2 separate regions of the Mus musculus genome follow, and region 1 is linked to region 2. Evidence: chromatin loops called from intact Hi-C (ENCODE). Cell type or tissue: gastrocnemius. All regions are shown on one strand.

Region 1 (2,500 bases), 310 kb before region 2:
TTCCTTTTCTAAAGAACTATTTATTGTATATGAGTACACTGTAGCGGTCCTCAAACACCCCAGAAGAGGACATGAGATTCCATTACAGATGGGTGTGAGCTATCATGTGGTTGTTGGGAATGGAACTCGGGACCTCTGGCAGCAGTCAGTGCTGTTAACCAATGAGCCATTTCTCCAGCCCAGTCTTCCCTTCTTAGATTACAACTTATTCACAAAAAAAGTTCAAATATCCTACAGTAGTCATGTGTCTTGCTGAGGCAGATACCCAAGGACATCTATATTCAAATATATACAGATTGCATTCCCATATCCAAGTGTGTAGGATCAGAAGTCTTGTGGAATTCTGAATATTTGTACACAACTGGTGATATAGGTGTCTTTTAGTGATAGAAACTAAGTCTAAATTCAATGTTCATCTATGATTCAATATTTACATACTATACACACAGCAATGTTTTATGGTGTTATAAATGACTTCCTTTTTCCTTTCCTTTCCTCTTAGGGCTCGCCAGGCAGTGGCACACGCCTTTAATCCCAGTACTTGGGAGGCAGAGGCAGACAAATTTCTGAGTTTGAGGCCAGCCTGGTCTACAGAGTGAGTTCCAGGACAGGCAGGGCTACACAGAGAAATCCTGTCTCAAAAAAAAAAAAAAAGACTCTTAGGGCTCTTTATTATGTTTTGGGCTGTATGATGCTTGGTTCTGTGTGTGTGTGTATGTGTTTGTATTTGGTACTCCTGAGGATTGCATGCTGGGCAGGCACTTTACCACTGAGCTACATCCTCAGCTGGTTCTCTTTGAACACATGTGTGCTGGAAGCCATTTCAAGTCATGAAGGAAAGGCATCATGCAGCACTAACACAGAACTGTTGCCGAGCCCTAAGAGATGCTAGGTGAGGGCGGCACGAGGTAAGAATGCAGTCACACCTGTCCTGACACAGGGAGATGTGGAGCAGAAGCAGCAGCCCAGCCCCCACGATGGTGGCAAGGGAGGACCTCATCCAGGAGCTGAGCTGGCAGAAGTTACAGTAGTGCACAACGGCCACCAGCACCGCAGAGCCAGTGAACATGGTAACCTGCAAGAGAAGACACTGTTAGTATAGCCTCTGCCACCTCTGCCATGTTGCCTCCATCCTATCTGTGTGCCACAGAGTGAGAGGACCACCCCCACACACTTCTGTTCAGTATCAGGCATCTCTGGTACTTGTGATGGCTTGAATGTAAAATGTCCCCCACAGGCTCATGTGCTTGTATACCTGGTCCCCAGCCAGGGGTGCTCTTCTAGGAGGTTGTGGGGTCTCTGGGAAGTGGACCCTAGCAGCAGGAAGTCGATCTCTGGAGAGAAGGGCCTTGAAATTTAGAGCCTAGTTTGTGTCCTATCCCATCTCTGTTTCCTGTTTAACTAAGTTGTAAGGAGATGAAGAGTCTCAGCCCGACAAACACCCCACTGTGGAGTTATGCCTTCCCTGCTATGACAGGATATTCCCTTAAGTTCTGAGCCAGAGCTAATTCTCCATCCCTTATAACCTTTCTCATCAAGTATTTGGTCACAGTGACAAGAAGTAACTGTGAAATGTGCAGTAAGTCTTCCTTTGGGTAACCTACTGGTTTTAAAAACAGATCACATATCTGTCTCATGGCACAGCATTTTAGTTACAAGTCCACACTGCTAAGAGAATATTCCTCCAGACAGGTAGGATGGCACATGTCCCTTTGATAGACAGGAAAGGGAGGCTGCTTACTGGGGCTCTACCACTGTGAGAGGGGCCACCTTCCAAACTCTTCTTTCAGTCCTGCTGTGGTCCACTGAGAAGTGAGTTGATGCTAGGACCTCAGATGCTCCCAGGCAGTTCTATTACACTCAAGCACACTGCTCTCAGCTGAAAGGGTAAGAAACAGCCTCGTCCATTGTGGAGTAAACTCCAAAGCTCCTCCCCAGAACAGCAGCTACTCCAGGTGCCAGTCAGAGACTTAGCACCTGTTATGTGCCACCATGTATGTGTGTGTGCCATTATGTGTGTGTGTATGTGTGCCACCAAGCCCAGCTAGCGCATGCTTCCTATTTTAAGAGGGCAGCTGGGAGCAGTAACAGAGAGTACCTCTTTTAAAACTTCAATTTTTAGCCCTACCCCAAGTACCCAGACTTAAAGTGAAAGAAGAGGTTAGGGAGCCTGGAGGGCGTGGAGATGGCCTGCGGATACTTACATGTATGTTGGTCTCAAACTCAGAGGTGATGTGTGAATAGACAGCCAGGGCAGGAAGAGACACCAAGATTGCCCCAATGCAGTGGCGAGGGAGCCAGCCAGCGATCCATTCCAGCAACCACTTTGTGCATGTCATGACATCCTCTAGGAAAAACACCATTCTGGACACAGAAGGGAGAGGTTCAGGGGCAGAGAGTTAGCATGCCACACTTTCATCTGTCCCATGTTGCCATTTCTGATGCCCACCTGGGGGCAACTGGCCATACACAGAGCTTCACATCCAAATTACTGTCTCCA
Region 2 (2,500 bases):
TGCCATAACTAACTAAATGTGCAGTTTCCAGACTACCCCTGGTGAAATGGGGGTGTTCACCATATTAGTGATACATACGGCTGTGGGTTGGGGGGCAGTTCACCTTTGCTGAGGTCCTTGTTGAAGGTAGCCCTCCCTCTGGAAGGGAAGAAAGGACTTCACCCCAGCGGGAATTTGGTCCCCTTCTCTTAGCTTGGTGTCTTTGAAGCTTAGTTTCCCCAAGAGGGAGGGATGGTGGTCTATATTGGTCTATAGGGGGCCTGGTGCCCTGCAGGAGCTGCAGCTGGGGACCGTCTGCGCAGGGTCTGCAGTGGGCGCACAATAGCAGTCATTGTCTTGGCATGGCTGGCTGGAGGCGCCCAGCCCACCCTCAGGGTGACCCCCGCTCGGGTTGTGGGAGGGCTGTCTCCACCCCTGCCACCCCGGTGGTCTCTGCTCTTCCTCCCTTACTGCTGCTTCCTCCAGCTCCCTCTGCTCTAATTAGTTCCTTTTGCAGCTGGAAGAGCCTCCAGGGCTGGCCCAGCACCCTTTGGGGTTGCTGCTGCGGGTTCCCTTCATGGCCCTTGCAGGTGGGTGTGTCTCGGGACACACCTAGCCTACCAGGAGTGAGTGCTACAAAGCATGGCCTTTGGTCCCTGATCGCAGCCCTGCAGCCCAGGGTGAGAGTCACTCAGCCATCTGACCAGTAGGAAAACAGGCACAGGTGGTTTCTCCGGCAAGTCTTTCAGGCGGGTGGACTCCCTACCCCTGGGTATTGTACCCATGAGAGAGGGTGGTATCCCGTCCCTTTGGACCAGTAAGTTCCGGAGACCCACTGGTTCCAGATATCCTGAACTATAAGGGCAAGCTGCTGCTGGACCTTGGCTAAGGAGGTGATGGCTTCACTTTTCCCAGGATCATGGCCTGCCATTGTCCTTGTTCCAGGCATTTAAGTCTGGCTGGAGAGCTGAGCTGCAGAGTCAGTTAGAAGAATGGGGGACCTGCCTTTCTCCTCCCCCTTTCATCTAGCTCTAGGACAAAACCAAGCTGAAGCCAGATAGGCTGCTGCTGGCTGGGAGTAGGAGTGAAGAGGTCTTTGAGGTTGGCCATGGTCAAAGCATGAGTGGGGTCATAGGCCATCTGCTCCCTTGGGGTGGAGGATCAGAAAACTAGCAGGACTCGTTGCGACATCTCCTTCCTCCTTTCTTAGGAGGAGTGCAGAGCCTGGGCTGGATCCTGGCTTCCAAGAATGATCCCTACCTCCCTGGACAGAACCAAGGGACAGGAAGTGAAAGGGTATCCCTGGAGACTGGATCTGCTGATGGTGGGGGTGGGGCAGTCATTGGCGTCTCCTTTCCTGCTCTGGGTGCTGGCCTCCTCACCCAGGGAGATGGACCCTAGGTGAATGCTGTGCTGTTCCCTGGAGGTCCTCAGAACCAGATGACAGATCAGAGGCTCCTCCTAGGCTCCCTCTGGTGGGAGGACATGAGACAGGAGCAGGTGCCAAAGGCTACTGCTTGGTTGGCACTGTGACTGAGAGCCAGTGCTTGACTCTCTAGCTCAGGCACCCTGCCAGGGGTCTTTTCTCCATGGTGGGTGGTGGGGGCAGAGAAACCTGTGGCTTTGGGCCAGACGAGGGACCAGGCCACCAGCCCTTCCTGGCTCCTGAATTCTTAATCAGCATAAATATTTACTTCCTTCCTCCCCTTCCAGGCTCCCAGCATAGAGGAGCTTCAGGGAGGTTAGACTGAGACTGCGTCTAAAAATAAACAGGTAGAGACAGACAGACAGATTTAACGGGCTACAGGTCAGGCAGAGGGCAGCCTTTGCCTAGACAGGAATGGATGAGAAGGTCTAAGGCCATCACCATCACCTACCCACCTACATGGGTCTGGGACTCCCAAGAGGGTGGTGCTCTGGTCACCAGGGTATGATACAGTGAGTCTCTGGTCCAAGCGTTGTCTGAGCAGTAACAAGTGCATCTGACAGCCTCAGTGGGGACAAGTTACAGACCTGAATCTCACAGTAAACAGGTTTCCTGTGCTCTGATGATGCAGCCCTGTGTGCCCAGATTCCATGTAGCCACATGTAGTGGGAGCTGGAGATACATCCTTACAAGCAGGATTGCATTGCAGGCCAAGGAAGGGTGCACACTGTGTACTGGGGAATGCCGCTGAAGCTTGGAGTTTGAGGGCATAAGAGGGAAGCAAGGGACGACCAGGTAGGAGAAGCTGCCCTAGAGCCTTGGCCTGGAGAACAGATGGGAGGAACACAGTGAGTGACTGTCCTCTCTGCCATCTCCGCCCCATGTAAGGGCACAAGGTCTTACAAGCCCCCGAGGACACACTCAGCTGCTCCAGGTATTTTTCAGGTTTTTCCTTCCATGCCCACTTTGTATTAAATACAGTAGTAGAGTCTTTTAGTGTGGGTGTTCAGTAAAAAGATTTTTGCAGTGTGACAGTCTACACGAACAAAGGCCAGAGAAACAAGTGGGAGGTCTCTCGAGGGCGGAAGGTGAGGT

What was found. Peaks named below come from ENCODE experiments on the same cell type or tissue, not always from the same donor. Only the 100,000 strongest peaks of a DNase experiment are listed, where the experiment ranks them.
Region 1: a loop joins it to region 2, with 3 times the contacts of the local background. A loop is called at or near these places in 14 of 42 quality-filtered maps.

Annotation. Positions count from the first base shown.
Region 1 is chr16:4,296,483-4,298,982 of GRCm38, forward strand. Adcy9 (adenylate cyclase 9) reads right to left here. Exons shown (of 11, transcript NM_009624.3): 8 at 2,205-2,364; 9 at 927-1,075. Among named protein-coding and RNA genes, the nearest start is that of Gm36359, 13 kb to the left of the region's middle. In gastrocnemius, no CTCF peak of the experiment used is centred here; no DNase peak of the experiment used is centred here.
Region 2 is chr16:4,605,344-4,607,843 of GRCm38, forward strand. The region is part of intron 1 of Glis2 (GLIS family zinc finger 2); the gene reads left to right. Among named protein-coding and RNA genes, the nearest start is that of Glis2, 12 kb to the left of the region's middle. In gastrocnemius, a CTCF peak has its summit at 1,474 (motif pointing left); DNase peaks (open chromatin) are centred at 381, 1,518 and 2,281; H3K4me3 peaks cover 427 bases; H3K27ac peaks cover 2,218 bases.